3 separate regions of the Homo sapiens genome follow, and regions 2 and 3 are each linked to region 1. The links are chromatin contacts, found by Hi-C in ENCODE. All regions are on one chromosome and are shown on one strand. Each heading gives the region's core, a stretch centred on a gene start or an enhancer-like site at or near the end of the contact. The rest is flanking DNA. Distances are from core to core; before and after follow the strand shown. Region 1 holds the start of KDSR-DT (KDSR divergent transcript). Region 2 has its middle 17 kb from the start of ZCCHC2. Region 3 holds the start of HMSD (histocompatibility minor serpin domain containing).

Region 1 (2,647 bases), core at 94-2,593:
ATTGATGAATGGAAAATTAAAATGTCGTATAGTCATACAATGGGATATTATTTGGCAATAAAAATAAATGAAGTATTAACATGTAGTACTTCATATCATGGATGAACCTTGAAAACATTACAGTAAGTGAAAGATAGGATGAAAAAGGCTACATATTATATGATTCCATTTATGTGAAATATCCCGAATAGGCAAGATTATAGAGACAGAAACATGAGGGATTGCTTAGGCTTGGGCGGGGCTTGGGAGGAAATGGGTCGTGACTGCCAATGAGTATAGGATTTTGGGGGGTTGTGACAAAAATGTTCTAAAATTTATGGTAGTGATGGGTCTACAACTGTGACTATATTAAAGACAATTTATTATAAGCTTTATTTATTTATTTATTTTTGAGACGGAGTCTTGATCTGTCACCCAGGCTGGAGTGCAGTGGCGCGATCTCACCGCAATCTCTGCCTCCCGGGTTCAAGCGATTCTCCTGCCTCAGCCTCCAGGGTAGCTGGGATTACAAGCATACGCCACCATGCCCGGGTGATTTTTTGTATTTTTAGTAGAGACGGGGGTTTCACCATCATGGCCAGGCTGGTCTCGAACTCCAGACCTGAAGAGATCCGCCCGCCTCAGCCTCCCAAAGGTCGGGGATTACAGGCGCGAGCTACCTCGCCCGGCCTATTACGCACGTTAAATCGGGAATTGTATGGTATAGTACGTGAATGAGACCTTAATAAAGCTGAGTTGTTTGCGTTATTTATTTGTTTTGAACCTGCTTGGTAAAGATGAACTCTGAACTCAATGAAATTGAATTACCTTAGTGATTCCTCAAAACTCCCTGTTAAGGCTTTCCGGTCCTCTGAAAAGCGAAAGTGGGCCGTGACCATCTTCTAAAAACGCCAAAAAATATGGAATGGAGCCCGGGATTTCAGAGCGTAGTCGCTGGGCTCCCAGGCTGAGCCCGCTCCGGGAGCCTCCAGCCGCCCTTTCCGATGCTCCGGGGCCTCCGAGCAACCCAGCGGGCAGTCCCAAGCCGAGGGCTGAACTCCAGGGAGGAGCGCTCGTCACGCCCACACTGGAGGCCGTGGCAGGCCTGGAAACCCGCCCTGCGGGGTCCTAAGAAGCCATTCGAGCTCCCGAAGAGCGAGTCTTCGCAGCCCTTCCCGGCGCGCTCGCATCTGGCGCTGTCCGGAGCCCGCTCGCGACGCACAGGGACGGGAGGCCCGGTTTCCACGGGAGAGGCTGCGGACTGCGGGCCCCGTCCCGAGGCCGGGGGAGTGGGAGACACCCGGCGACCCCCGAGAGGCGATTCTGGCAGTGGTGGCGGTGGCGGTGGCGGTGGCGGCCTACTCGCCCCCTGGAAGCACCGCCCCGCCTGGGTGGCGCGCGCGCCGGCTCCTCCTCTTCCCCTCCGCCGCGGCCCGCCCCGGCCCGCAAACCCAAACACTCCAGGCGCCCGCCCGCCGCGCGTGATTCTCGCCTCGCCGCAGCCCAGCCCTGCGCGCCTTGCCCGGCGGCCCCCGCCCGGCCGCTCCGGGCCCCTGGCCCCGCGGAGCGATGCTGCTGCTGGCTGCCGCCTTCCTCGTGGCCTTCGTGCTGCTGCTGTACATGGTGTCTCCGCTCATCAGCCCCAAGCCCCTCGCCCTGCCCGGGGCGCATGTGGTGGTGAGTGGCCTCCTGTTGCTGCCCCCCGACTTACCGGCCCGCGCGGCCTTTCCGCCGCCGAGGCCGCGTAGCCTACGTCCCTTTTTCCAGGCCGCGGTCCCCAGGAAGGCATGGCCAAATGGGGAAGGTCACCTGCCGCCGTCCACCCCGGCGCTTTTCCCCCGGCCCCGGCACCCGGCCTCGCGGACCCGCCCTCCGCAGCCTCGGGCTCCTCCTAGGGCCGGAGAGCGTGCGACGGGGGACCCCGCCGGCCGCAGGGTTCCCGGGGCCCCAGGGGTTCTGTGGCTGCTCGTGAATCCATGCAACATCCCTGGGATGTGGATGTTTTGTCCTCAGTTTTTCCGATGAGTCAACTGAGGCACAGAGAGGCTGAGAAACTTTGCCAAGGACACAGCGGTCGGTGGTGTGCAGGGTGCGGCGCGCGGCCCCGGGCGGGGGCAGACAGCGGGGAAGTGGGGTCCCAGCCGCCGGGACCCGCCGAGGCAGCTCGGAACTGGAAGATGGCCTGTGCGAGTGACGGGAAGAGCCGCTGCCAGAGGATTCCAGGAAGTGACTCACCTGGGGAAACTGCTCAGAACCCAGCGGGCTGGCGGTGGTGGCTTAGCGGTATTGGGACGCCTGTCCCGTCTACACTGCTTGTCTCTGAGCTCAGCGTGGCATCTGCTGATTGCTGCTCCAATGCAATCCTTTGCTGTTTTCTAGTGGGAAGGATGAGCTAAACGACAAGGCTTGTGTGCGAGGAATGAAGGAGAGGTGGATAGGTGTGATTTATTTCTTGGCGGAAGCTCGCATATTCAGCGATCCCTGTTCTGCAAATGTGGCACCTTTCTTAAACAGAGAGAATGCCTCCTTGCCTGCGCCCAGCACTTTCCCGTTTGCAGTGGCTTTCTCACGAGCATTCTCGTTTGGATCTCCCAAACCCGAGGCACAGTGAGGCGAGGAGTTAGGAGTAAGGAGGGTTGGTTACAAAATTGGCCGCACACCTCTTCCT
Region 2 (2,647 bases), core at 47-2,546, 860 kb after region 1:
TATATATGACATAGTCAAAATGATACACAAAAATATGAGTAGAAAGAAGAAATGAGAGGGAATATACCAAAATGCTAAGATGAGTTTTAGTGCCTGGATTGCCATTTAGATTTTTGTCTTTTTCTTTCTACTTTTTTTCTGTTTTCCAAATCATCAAAATTGGGCATAATTTCTGAATAAAAAAGAATATAATTTCAAATATGGAGGAGGCATCAAGGATTTAAATTTCAAGTAGACAGTTTTTAGAGTTTAAACATTTTAGTGATTTCGTGTCTGAAGTATGTGATTGTCCAAATTGTTGGATCTTCCCCACCCCCGCCCCTGCCCCCAACCCCGCCAAGTGCCGTCAGGTCTGGCGAGTGTCTAACCACTTGGTGGCCAGTTTAAATCTTTCCCACAAACTTTCTAGTTTATGTTGTCCCATGAGCCCTGGGGCAGTTTGGATTTTTGCAGAACTGAGAATAAGCTATGAATGAAAAGAAGAAAATGGGATTATAGATTCCTTTCCTCCACTTTATGGCCAGAATACTAGGTAGCTCAGGAAGTTCTGAATCAGTCCTTTTTCTAGGCAAAGGCAGAAATCCTGGGCTTGGGTTCTTCAAGGTAGGCTAATCAGGGTGTCAGAGATTTTTGGTGTCCTTTTAACATCCAGGAATTACAGATAAGGTAAATCAAGCCACGAACACATAGGTACTCAGGCAGCGATTGGACAAATTTATGCTCTACTACAGCAGATACATTTTGCCAATGCTGGAATAAATTGGCAAGGTACTAAGGTTTACCTCTGTTTAAAATTCCTGCTTGGGAATATCTACCTTAGAATAACTGTTCATTTTAATCAGGTTAAAGGGCACCAAGGAACAATTCTAACAAACAGAATCAGATAATACTAGTAAAAAGGGAAAGAGAATATCCTGAGAAACAGAACTGAAACTTAAGTGATAGGAGGAAAATGAAACGAAACTGAAACTTAGCCAGCAAAGCTATTTAAAAAAAAAAAAAGTCTCGATCTTAACAGAGACCTAGCAGGTAACTATATATGAGCCAGTATTATCAAAAGTAAAACCAATAAATGTTGTACATTTTCCTACGTTACACTTGAAAGAAACTCTTAACCAGCAGTGTGAGCTGCATGACCTTGCTGCAGCCACTGACGTTCTCTGAGTCTCAGTTTACTCATCTGTGAAAATAGGTGTAACAGTACATGCCAGCCTCAATTAAATACAGAACTTCAGGGCTTGAGGGGGTCTTGGAGGTCATCAGATCTTGGCTCCTCCACTGGACCAGGGCCTTGGGGCTACCATGCTTACCTTGTTGGTGTAAGTGAGCTCTCGCAGCAGCCAGACATACTGCAGAGCCCATTGTGGGTGCAGGCAAACTGACTCCCAGGTCATGTGCAAGAGGCCATGAGAGAAGACAGGAGGATATTCAACCAATCTGGCTTCAGAAGGAGGCTCTGTGAGGACAGCTGAGTGGCCCAAGGTGGCTCAGACAGGGTACAAGCAATCGTCATCCTCAGAGTGGGACTCCATAGTGTGATAAAGCAGCCATGGAGCGGGGACAGGAGACAGGGACGGGACACCACCAGGGCAGGGGACCCATGCAGACAGGACCCTGAGCTCAGAAGGGCCCTAAATGTTCTGCCAACACCTTCTTGATATTTTTTCTTTTCTTTTTTTTTTTTTTGAGAAAAGGTTTCACTCTGATGCCCAGGCTGGAGTACAATGGTGCAAATACAGCTCACTGCCACCTCAACCTCCAGTAGTCCTCCCACCTCAACTTCTTTAGTAGCTGGGACCACAGGCGTGCCCCACCACGCTTGGCTAAGTTGTTTCTTCTCTTCTTTGTAGAGATAGGGCCTCACTGTGTTGCCCGGCCTGGTCTCAAACTCCTGAGCTCAAGCGAACCTCCCACCCTGGCCTCCCAGTATGCTGGGATTACAGATGTGAGCCACTGTCCTGGCGTCATGGTGAAATTCTTAATTTTGTTAAGAGACATCCCCACAATTTCATTTCATACAGGCTCTGCAAATTATGTAGCCAGTGCAGGGTACAACATCCAAGATCTGCTGAACAGAGGGCTGGAGGGGAGGGGTTGTGACACAGGGTGATCAGAAACTGCTCTGGGATGTGTGACACTTCCCAAGCCTCAATAAACGGTAGAATGGGAATAGACTGCTTCCTGGCCCCTCAGGACTGGCTTAGCCATGAAGGACTAACCTGGATGTTCTTGGGGACTGTGGTTGATTCCCATGGAGGCAGCTCCACAGAGGTCCTGGGCTCAAGTGTGGTACCTGAGAGAGGGTCAAGAGTCTGGTGGTTGTTGTCATTTTAAAATTTATTCTATTTTATTGATGTAAAGTTCACTCAACATAAAATTAACTAAAACCTGAAGGTAGCTTTTTACAATATTTTAAATAGTTTTGTGCACGAAACAAAGTTTGTGATAAGTATTTTTGTGTGGAATTTACCACTTGTGGCATCATATCAGCATTCAAAAAGTTTCAGATTTTGATGATGAGTCGAAAATGCATTTAATACACCTAACCTACCAAGCATCAGAGCTTAGCCTAGCCTGCCTTAAACCATGCTAAGAACATTTACATTAGTCTACAGACGGGCAGAATCTTCTGTAACACAGTTGATGT
Region 3 (2,647 bases), core at 64-2,563, 580 kb before region 1:
TCTCCTGGTTTAATATTTAGGCCTTCAGGTTGGTTTTTGTAACCACTGTGCCTGTCAACCTAGGTGCCTATAGTCACTATTCCTACACAGCAGTCGTATATGAATCATCACACAGCATTTCTTGTAAACATTATTGAAATTATTTCCTGCCTCCTTTAAACTCATCTTACATTTTTTTTTTTTTTTTTTTTTTTTTTTGAGAGAGAGTCTCGCTTTGTCCCTCAGGCTGGAGTGCAGTGGTGCAATCTTGGCTCACTGCAACCTCTGCCTCCCAGGTTCAAGCGATTCTTCTGCCTCAGCCTCCTGAGTAGCTGGGACTACAGGCCCATGTCACGACACCCGGCTAATTTTTGTATTTTTAGTAGAGACTGGGTTTCACCATATTGGCCAGGCTGGGTCTCGAACTCCTGACCTCGTGATCCGCCCCCCTCAGCCTCCCAAAGTGCTGGGATTACAAGCGTGAGCCACCGCGCCTGGCCCATTTTACTTGTTTTATCTGAATTTACTAAAGGACTCTTTCTTGGCTTTGTTGTAACATGTATTTCAATTAACACATACTGGTTTTTGTTCTTGAGCAAATTCTCACAACTTGTCTACTGGGAATCTCTGTAAATTGGTTACTTTCTTTTTACACTATCCCAACACTTTTGCTTTCTGGCAACAGTATCGTCCTCATTTTGATTTTTTTCCAGTCCAAAAACATACTATCAACGCCTCTCCTGGTTTCTTTTAAAGGAGGAGGAATGTCAAGTACAAATTCTGAATACTGAGAGCATACGAGTTTCGGTACCGACAAATAAATACTGCTGCTGTTGTTTTTCCTGGAGGTCCCAGGCCTCACAGCCCCTTCCAGCGCCCAACATAAACTTCACCAGGGTGGGAGGCCTCATTGTACCTACTTCCAGCTCCTGCAGGATGAGTGGAGCCCAGGCAGGACTTTCACCCCCCAGCTCCGCGCCCATTCGCCCTGGCCTCCCCTCCCCGCGCCTGGACCCATAGGGCACACAGCCAAGTGCAGCCAAGTCCCTGCCCTTAGGGAGCCCCCGCCAGAGACCGAGTAAAGAAGGACAGCCCCAGGGAAAGGTCTGGAGCAACAGGTGCGCTGAGCACTTCACTGGGCTTCCCTTTCGTAGGTTCCCGCCCTTTTCCTGGGCTCAAGAGCAGGTAACGAGAATCCAGCGTGTGGGAACCACTCCCAAAGTCAAACACCTACCCCAGTTCTCCGCGCAGCTGCCCAGGAGCGAAGTGAGACCGGGTCGGAGAGGCGGGAATAGAGATGTCTGAGCGGCGCCGGGTGTTAGTTCCCAGTGAATGGGGAGGCGGGCGGAGTCGGGCCCAGCCAGGCACCACCTAGCGGGCGCCTGGGCAGGAGGGCGGGGCGGGTCCCGCAGGCCGCGGGGATCTCCTGATGTGCAGGAAGTGGCCAATCTCTGTGCAGGAAAAAGCCCCAACTGTCCGGGAGTTTTCAGTCAAGAAGCGATAATGCGCTTTGGCTATTTGGGGTTTTTCGTGGTTCCATACAAATTATAGGGTTTTTTTTTTTTTCTATTTCTGTGAAGAATGACATTGGTATTTTGACAGGGATTGCATTCAATCTGTAAATTGTTTGGGTAGCATTGTACTTTTAACATTAATTATTCCAACCTATGAGCATGAATATGTGTCCATTTTCTGTGTGTGTTCTTCACGTTTTTCTCATCAGTGTTTTATAGTTGTCCTTGTAGAAGTCTTTCACTTTTTTAATTAAATTGATTACTAGGTATTTTATACATCATATTTCTTATAGCTATTGTAAGTGGGATTTCTTTCTTGATTTCTTTTTCAGACTGTTCACTGTAGATGTATAGACATCTTACGGATATTTTATATCCATTTTGTATTCTGCAACTTTACTGATTCATTTATTAGTTCTAGTAGTTTTTGAGGGGAGTCTTTTGGTTTTTCCGATTATAAGATTATACCATTGGTGAGCAAAGCTAATTTTACATCTTTCTTTCCAGTTTGGGTGTCCTTTGTTTCTTTTTCTTGCCTAATTGCCCCGGCCAGGACTTCCAGTCAGATACTGAATAAAGGGGGTGAAACTGGGCATCCTTGTCTTGTTGCAGATCTTATAGGAAAGGTTTTCAATTTTTCCCTGTTCAGTATGATATTAGCAGTGGGTTTTTCATTTTGGTTTTTATTGTTTTGAGGTATATTCCTTCTATACCCAATGTGTTAAGGATTTTTATCATAAAGAGATGTAGGATTTTACTGAATACATTTTCGGCATCTATTGAAATGATCGTGCAGTTTTTGTTGTTGGTTCTTTTAATGCAATGTATCGCATTTATTGATTTGTGTATATTGAATCATACTTGCATACCCGGGTGAATCTCACTTGATCGTGGTGAGTGATCTGTTTAATGTGTTGTTGAATTGGAGTTGCTAGCAATTTTTTGAGGATTTTTTCTGTTTTTTACCTGTTGATATGACGGATTCCTTTGATTTTCAAATGTTGAATTAGTCTTGTACACCTGCAATCAATCTTACTTAGTCACAATGTATAATCCAACTATTTTACACATAGTTTGATTTCATTTGTGAATATGTTGTTCAGGATTTTGCATCTATACTAATGAAAGATATTGGTCTTTAAGTTTCTTTTCTT

What was found. Hi-C counts contacts between places; a loop is a spot of excess contacts on that map. Pooled maps may share reads with other maps.
Region 2: a pooled map shows a loop between it and region 1 (4-fold over the local background). The contact joins the enhancer-like site here to the promoter of KDSR-DT in region 1. A Hi-C loop is called at or near these places in 8 of 50 pooled maps.
Region 3: a loop to region 1 is called in a pooled map, with 5 times the contacts of the local background. The contact joins the promoter of HMSD here to the promoter of KDSR-DT in region 1. A Hi-C loop is called at or near these places in 4 of 37 single-sample maps with no recorded cell type and 8 of 50 pooled maps.

What each region holds. Positions count from the first base shown.
Region 1 is chr18:63,366,020-63,368,666 of GRCh38, reverse strand. KDSR-DT (KDSR divergent transcript) reads right to left here and starts at 1,343. Exons shown (of 2, transcript NR_186602.1): 1 at 808-1,343. KDSR (3-ketodihydrosphingosine reductase) reads left to right here and starts at 1,461. Exons shown (of 10, transcript NM_002035.4): 1 at 1,461-1,656. The coding sequence starts at 1,549. LOC124904317 (a long non-coding RNA gene) reads left to right here and starts at 1,667. Exons shown (of 2, transcript XR_007066400.1): 1 at 1,667-2,417. RefSeq lists silencers at 1,089-1,138, 1,249-1,698, 1,769-1,828, 2,179-2,228 and enhancers at 1,090-2,037, 2,077-2,371.
Region 2 is chr18:62,504,745-62,507,391 of GRCh38, reverse strand. No RefSeq gene overlaps it. Among named protein-coding and RNA genes, the nearest start is that of ZCCHC2, 17 kb to the left of the region's middle. RefSeq lists an enhancer at 835-1,084. Within about 2 kb of position 1,296, at least 10 of the 41 ENCODE cell types and tissues checked have a DNase peak (open chromatin) inside an H3K27ac peak, as active enhancers do.
Region 3 is chr18:63,947,967-63,950,613 of GRCh38, reverse strand. HMSD (histocompatibility minor serpin domain containing) reads right to left here and starts at 1,313. Exons shown (of 4, transcript NM_001123366.2): 1 at 1,214-1,313. RefSeq lists a silencer at 1,246-1,475.